Regions from separate parts of the Homo sapiens genome. Here region 1 is linked to region 2. A link is an interaction called in ENCODE POLR2A ChIA-PET data of the cell type or tissue named here. Cell type or tissue: endothelial cell of umbilical vein. All regions are shown on one strand.

Evidence for each region. ChIA-PET counts read pairs that join two places held together with the same protein. Peaks named below come from ENCODE experiments on the same cell type or tissue, not always from the same donor. Only the 100,000 strongest peaks of a DNase experiment are listed, where the experiment ranks them.
Region 1: POLR2A ChIA-PET joins it to region 2 with 5 read pairs; 3 of 35 experiments call an interaction of 5 or more read pairs at or near these places.

The regions. Positions count from the first base shown.
Region 1 is chr15:39,356,287-39,360,286 of GRCh38, reverse strand. All of the region lies in intron 1 of LOC105370777 (a long non-coding RNA gene), which reads left to right. Among named protein-coding and RNA genes, the nearest start is that of LINC02915, 110 kb to the right of the region's middle. In endothelial cell of umbilical vein, no CTCF peak of the experiment used is centred here; a DNase peak (open chromatin) is centred at 1,606; H3K27ac peaks cover 2,782 bases.
Region 2 is chr15:39,259,539-39,263,538 of GRCh38, reverse strand. All of the region lies in intron 1 of LOC105370777 (a long non-coding RNA gene), which reads left to right. Among named protein-coding and RNA genes, the nearest start is that of LINC02915, 11 kb to the right of the region's middle. In endothelial cell of umbilical vein, no CTCF peak of the experiment used is centred here; a DNase peak (open chromatin) is centred at 1,978; H3K27ac peaks cover 2,656 bases.

The DNA.
Region 1 (4,000 bases), 97 kb before region 2:
ACACAGGACATATATATACACATATACTAAGCGTATACACACACACACACACACACACACACACACACACACACAGAGACACAAAAATATTGGAGACAGCTTCTAAGACCATTTGCTGATGAAGGCATTGCTTATTCCACAAAAGGCAGAACACGTGTGATGGACTTCTCAGAGAAAGCCGAAATCAGTATTCACAGCTTCTAACAGTAAATTGAACATGAAAAAACTCCACTAACTACTGATCATTGGACCTGATTGCTTGTGGTTCTGGGAGAGAGAAGAGACATCTGCACAGGAATTGGAGCCAGGCCCTGCCGCATGCAGCCATCAGCCTCAATGTGACACTATGAGCTTTGGCTGGGAATAAGACACTACATCTTGGCTTGGGGACACAAACCTGGAGTACTACCAGAGTAAGGCAACCAACCCAAAAGCTACTTGACAGGGAGAGGAGTCTACCAAAAAGAAACAAAACAAACAAATTCCCTCCCAAACAAGGTAAGCTTTCAAGAAAAATTACAAAGCACACAAGAATATTTTCTGGCATGAGGATAGTCAACAGACCCAAGAATCTGTGGAGTCCATGCATGAAGAACCAGACATAATGGTGCAATATTAAATGTTAAAATAAGGATTCTTGAATCATCAAATAAGTAAAAGAGGGAAGGGGAACAAAGAATTCTTAAGAATAGATAGGGATTAAAATATAGAAACCTTGGAAGTGAAAAGTGTAGTCATTGAAATAGAAATTGCAAGTGATAAGGTGAACTGTAGACTAGACATCTGGGCCAGTCTAGGGTGAGGCAAGGAAGGTATCCAGGGTGCAAAATGTAAGAAGGCACTCACTGTCGCTGCCAACCCTGAACTAGCGCATGCCCAAGAGTGAGTGACTTCTTACATTGTACACTCTGAGTACCTTGCTTGTCTTACCCTTGTCCCATCGCTGGTTGACACAGTGGAAGGGAAAATTATGAACTGAAGATAAAACTAAAGGAATGACTGGGATAGCAGATAAAGAGGTTTAAAAATGAAAAGAGCAGCTGAGAGATCTGGAAGAAAGCTCCAAATTATATTTTTTAAATCCCAGAGAAGAGAAAAATAAAGAGTAAAAAAAATATTGAGAGGTAACCTGAAAGTTTCTACAAGTAAAAATGTTAACCCTTTGATTGAAGAATTTCATCCTTATAAATGAAACTTTAAATGATTTATGATTCATTGCTGAAATATGAAGGGCCCAAATTCCTAATGATCCCCTGACCCTGGCCAGTTTAATTGGGTTGAGTAAATTCTATTTAACCTCAGGGCATTGGCTCATTAGAGAGAATTATGTATGGTACAAAGATTATATTCTCAGTTCTACTTGTCTGGTTGGTAAACAGTCTGTGACTGGTTTCTAGTACTCAGCCACTTCCTAGCAGCAGTGGCTCTATGGTGACTCGACTGTATCATCACTCACTGAGGGGAGGTAAAAGCCTTTTGTTGGCAGCTGTAGTTCGGAGTTAGGCTAGATGCGTGTTTGAAACCACCCACCTACAGGTCTTTCCTCCTTGCTACTGTGTGTGAAATGTTTTCAGCTCCCTGTGCCTCTGCTCTGGTAATAGGCCTCCACTGGCAAGGGAAATGTGTTTTGCTTATCAGACTGCAACACTAACAGCACAAATCATTCAGTAGAAAGTATGCTTTAGTCCTTGAAGCTGTTTGGTTTTCTTTGCTCCTTATCACAACTAACTATGTAGCTACAGGCAGGAAGCCTGACCATTTGGGCCAAGTCAGTGCACACTTAGCCAAAGAGATGGGTCATTGCTTATTTCTGGGCTCTCTTTAGTCCTCAGGCCAATTTGGGACTAGAAATGGATGCAAAGTTTACCTCCCCATTTTTATGGGCTTTTTATCACATGGGTGGTAAACAAAGGCTCGCTTCATGAAGAACTTTAGGGCAGGTGGAAATCCTTAGGTATAGGGGAGGGAAAATTTTGAAAGAACAATTTGAGTAACCCTTGTGAGGCTTCTTGTTTACTTCAAGATAATTAAAATGTCCTGGTTGAAGGAGAAAAATATGCTTTGAGAATTACTCATTTGGTGTTTTTGAATTAAGGGTTTGGCATCTCTTTCCACGAGTGAGTAATTTCTTTTGCCGTGAGTGTCTGTGTACAGATAACACACCAAAATAATACAGAGCCTGCAGCTGAAACGTACCTGGGAAGAAGTGCAGAGCGTCACATGTGAATTGTGGCTCAGCAGATGCTAAGTCAGAAATCTCACTGGAAGGTTTAGGACCTGAATTAAGACACTGAAGGATTGGATCAGGGTGTGTGTGTGTGTTTGCATAAGAGAAAGAGAAACAGTAAAAGGAACAGAGACTGAGAAACCGAGAGATAGGGAGGCCAAAAAAACAAGAGACAGGAATAAAAACAGATTACCCTTGAGAGTTCAGTTAAAAATTAGAAGACTGGACTAGGTGAGAGAAAAATTGCCTGGTCATCATCAAAGTACGAATATAAACCTAAAATAAAGATCATCCATGTGTCAGCTGTACTACAAATGTAGAAATTATACAAAGGGCTGTCCCCTGTTCTAAGCAAGTGGAATGGGGCGTGGAGAGAAGTAAGGTTTGTTGTGGTTGTGTAATACAGTAGCACAGGATTACAGGGAAATGACTTTTTCTAGTGAGATCCTGAGACCTTACTTATGAAGTCTCAGGTACCCATTTTGTGCGGCTTCACTGAGTATCATCTTGATGGAATGGTGTGGTCTGGAGAGCCTCAAAATTATTTAAATGTTGGCCTTCCTAACTTATCCCATCTCAAATAGAAAATGGATATATGCCAACTACACAATATATTCATTTGGACTCAATACAATAATCAGGATATTAGGATAAAGCTTTTACATTTCAAAAGTTGCTTTCACTTATGGTATCCTGTTACATTTTTAAAACAAGTCTGTGCTGGGGAGGTATTAACCTTTCTCAGACAAAGAAACTGAAGCACAGAGATGTAAAGTTACTTTTCTAAAGCCACAGAGCTAGAAAATGGCCAAGCAGGACTTGAATCTAAGTTCACTATTCTGCTGTGCCATGCCTCTGATTGCCTGCCATGTGAAATGCTATTTGTGGTTTTGCATTTTGTTCAATTTTCCATTACAACTATGTTAACAAAAGAATGTTAGCGTCCAGGTTTATAGAAAATTACCATATCCAAATTCTCTGCTAGAAGTTGAGGGAGATTCCTAATTAATTTTTCTTCTGCTACACTTGTGGCTGGGGGGCAAAGAGTATGCATTTGGGAGGAATTTTCTCAGTGTTCTAGGCTGAACGAGTAAATTCTAAGGTTTGGTGACCTTACATGTTGAAAATCATTGCTAGATCAATTATTTAAATTTAGTAGGTTTTAGGGGGCATCTTCTGAGATCCATTTAAGACAGTTTCTTGTCAGTTTTGTGAGAATTCATTTGACTTTCTGTTAAACTTCTTCCAACCGTGACAGAGTGGCCAGTTCCTGGCTAAGCAGAGTGGTCAGACTGGGTTTAGCTCATCTCTGGGTTATTGGTATAGTTGGAGGGAACACGGCTCAGAACAGAATGTGAGAAGAGAGCTCCACATGGTTCCACTTCGAGACGGTTTATTTGGGGATTAGAATGAGCCTCATTCCATGTTACCCTCCCTAGTTCCATAATCTCAAAGTCCATTTGAAACTCAGAAATAGACTCAGAAACAGATATTTTTGAGGATTAGAAGAGGCTTAATGGAGACATAATCATCTTCAATTTGGCCTAGATCACACATGTTAAAGATGGAAATAATAGATGAAAGAATGATTGGGTGATTAAAAACCAATGTTGGCCTATTGTGTGGCATTACAAACGAAATTCCCCCAAATACTTATTCCATGGGCTATGGTTTCATATCGATGGATACTGATGATGAATACAATTGGACAATTATTTTTCTTTTTGATCCAATAGCTGATTTTGGATAAATGGCTCTCACAGAAACAGGTAA
Region 2 (4,000 bases):
CTTAATCCATTCTGTCATTGATGGGTATTTGGGTTGGTTCCATTTCTTTGCTATTGTGAATACTGCTGCAGTAAACATACGTGTGCATGTGTCTTTATAGCAGCATGATTTAAAATCCTTTAGGTATATACCCAGTAATGGGATGGCTGGGTCAAATGGTATTTCTAGTTCTGGATCCTTGAGAAATCACCACACTGTCTTCCACAATGGTTGAACTGATTTACACTCCCACCAACAGTGTAAAAGCGTTCCTATTTCTCCACATCCTCTCCAGCATCTGTGGTTTCCTGACTAATGATCGCCATTCTAACTGGCACGAGATGGTATCTCATTGTGGTTTTGATTTGCATTTCTCTGATGACAGTGATGATGAGCATTTTTTCATGTGTCTGTTGGCTGCATAAATGTCTTCTTTTGAGAAATGTCTGTCATATCCTTTGCCCACTTTTTGATGGGGTTGTAAATCTGTTTAAGTTCTTTGTAGATTCTGGATATTAGCCCTTTGTCAGATGGGTAGTTTGCAAAAATGTTCTCCCATTCTGTAGGTTGCCTGTTCATTCTGATGATAGTTTCTTTTGCCGTGCAGAAGGTCTTTAGTTTAATTAGATCCCATTTGTCAATTTTGGCTTTTGTTGCATTGCTTTTGGTGTTTTAGACATGAAGTCCTTGCCCATGCCTATGTCCTGAATGGTATTGCCTAGGTTGTCTTCTAAGGTTTTTATGGTTTTAGGTCTAACATTTAAGTCTTTAATCCATCTTGAATTAATTTTTGTATAAGGTATAAGGAAGGGATGCAGTTTCAGCTTTCTACATATGGCTAGCCAGTTTTCCCAGCATCATTTATTAAATAGGGAATCCTTTCCCTATTGCTTGTTTTTGGGAGGTTTGTCAAAGATCACATGGTTGTAGTTGTGTGGTGTTATTTCTGAGGCCTCTGTTCTGTTCCATTGGTCTATATATCTGTTTTGGTACCAGTACCATGCTGTTTGTTTTGGTTACTGTATCCTTGTAGTATAGTTTGAAGTCAGGTAACATGAAGCCTCCAGCTTTGTTATTTTTGCTTAGGATTGTCTTGGCAATGCAGGCTGTTTATTGGTTCCATATGAACTTTAAAGTAGTTTCTTCTAATTCTGTGAAGAAAGTCATTGCTAGCTTGATGGGGATGGCACTGAATCTATGAATTACCTTGGGCAGTATGGCCATTTTCACAACATTGATTCTTTCTATCCAAGAGCATGGAATGTTCTTCCATTTGTTTGTGTCCTCTTTTATTTCGTTGAGCAGTGGTTTGTAGTTCTCCTTGAAGATGTCCTTCACATCCCTTGTAACTTGGATTCCTAGGTATTTTATTCTCTTTGTAGCAGTTGTGAGTGGGAGTTCACTCATGATTTGGCTCTCTGTCTGTTATTGGTGTATAAGAATGCTTGTGATTTTTGCACATTGATTTTGTATCCTGAGACTTTGCTGAAGTTGCTTATCAGCTTAAGGAGATTTTGGACTGAGACGATGGGGTTTTCCAAATGTATAATCATGTCATTTGCAAACAGGCACAATTTGACTTCCTCTTTTCCTAACTGAATACCCTTTATTTCTTTCTCTTGCCTGATTATCCTGGCCAGAACTTCCAACACTCTGTTGAATAGGAGTGGTGAGAGAGGGTATCCTTGTCTTGTGCTGGTTTTCCATGGGAATGCTTCCAGTTTTTGCCCATTCAGTGTGATATTCGCTGTGGGTTTGTCGTAAATAGCTCTTATTATTTTGAGATACATACTGTCAATTTTTGTTTAGACTTATTTCTTTGTGGATAAGACCTTGCTGCTGCGGTCTGTGAACCAGACATTTATAATAAATCAGAAAGCAGCTACCTTCACATATATCCAATTATTGAGTTCTCTCAAAGAGGGATTTTTTTCTAGTATTTTAAAGCTTTGTTTTTCATAGATCTTATCTTGTTTTCTTTCAGAGGTTTCATTCCATTCCCCTATTGTTAAATTCTTCCAGATTGCTATTTTTGAAATCTGCCTCAGAAGAAAGCTATTATGGAGTCTCATATTTGTGGGATTTTCTAATATTTCCTTTACATAGCCTTTCTCAATAATTTTAAATCAAATTCATTAGTTTTCCTTTGGCAGTCTCAGGGCAATTGTTTTTCACATCTCTCTTGGAACTCCTATCAGGTCAGGTGTTAAAGTTCTGCAAGGGCAGCATTGGTTTCCACTCCCCAACCCACCTCTAGATTGAAACATTTTTGAGAAAATCAGTGTCTCATTTATATTCTCTCCTTTATCATCTATTGTGAACTGGATTGTGCCCTCTCCCATTCATATTTGGGACCCTAACCCCCATTGTGACTGTATATACAGACAGCAGCTTTAAGAAGGTGATTAAGGTTAAATGAGGTTATAAGAGTAGGGCTTAATATGATAGGAATGATGTCTTTATAAGAAGAGGAAGGGGCACCAGTAAACTGTCTCTCTCTCTCTCCCCTCCCCCTTCTTCTCTCCTCTCCTTCTCTCTCTCTCTCTCTCTCTCTCTGTCTCTGCATACAAAGAGAAAAGTTCATGTGAGGACACAGAGAGGAGGCAGGTGTCTGTCAGCCTCAATATAGACACCAAATTTTCCAGTACCTTGATCTTGGACTTCTAGCATCCAGAACTGTGAAAAAATAAATTTAAGTTGTTTAAGCTACCCAGTGTGTGATATTTTATAACAATAGCCTTAGCAGCTGAATACATTATTCAGCATATAATTCCTAGTCAATAGGTATTTGCTTGTCTACTATTGACTATAACTCATTTATTATGGGGAAAAATTTGGTTTATAATTATCTTACATTCTTGTCACAAAAAGCATCTCTAAGAGCCAATTTAAATGCTTTTCCCCAACTGCTTCCCATAAACACACACACACACACAGGCACGCACACATGCACACACCAGGCATTAGCCATTTTGAGTTTAAAGAATGGCCAGTAAATTTCTTTTCATAATCATGGAAATTTCCTAATTGCACCCTTTGGATAGGAGAGACATGTTTCTCAAGAATCCTGTTCCTTGGAAGATATGTCATTCTTTTATGTTTGTTTTTGATGTCTGATTCCATAACTCTTTGCTCAGTTGTTTGTCATTGGAGGGATCCCTGCACCTGTCCACACAGGAAGGTGGAACAAAGGGGAAGGGTATATTTTAAGCAGCATGGATTCATTTATTCATTCATTTAATTATTCAGAACACTTTTATAATATCTACTCTTTTCCAATCACTGTTCTGGGAGCTATAACTACAAGGCTGAAAAGACAACATGTCCCTACTTTCAAGTTTACAATCTAGTGGTGGATGAGGCAGGCAATATACATATGAACAAACAGATAAACAAGGTAGGTGTAGATAGTGATAAGTTCTCCAGAATTCTAAGGACAGCTCTCCTCCACCTTCCAGAAACTAGTAGGGCCCACCAGGTTAGGAGCCATAGATCCTGAGGGGACCCAATAGTCTGTGAGTTGCCCCCAGGATCTTATATGTGGCTGACACATACAATTTTTCAGTTTTAATATTTTATCGTCTTGGTTAAATACCTATCTCATTTAAGTGACAAGTGCCTGGGGTGCTACTTTTAGCAAGTTTGTAAAGAGGAAATGTCAACTCATTCTATGTAGAGGAGAGATCTTTTTTTATTTTGTTTTATTTTATTTTATTTTATTTTATTTTATTTTATTTTATTTTATTTTATTATACTTTAAGTTTTAGGGTACATGTGCACAATGTGCAGGTTAGTTACATATGTATACATGTGCCATACTGGTGCGCTGCACCCACCAACTCGTCATCTAGCATTAGGTATATCTCCCAATGCTATCCCTCCCCCCTCCCACCACCCCACAACAGTCCCCAGAGTGTGATGTTCCCCTTCCTGTGTCCATGTGTTCTCATTGTTCAATTCCCACCTGTGAGTGAGAATATGCAGTGTTTGGTGTTTTGTTCTTGTGATAGTTTACTGAGAA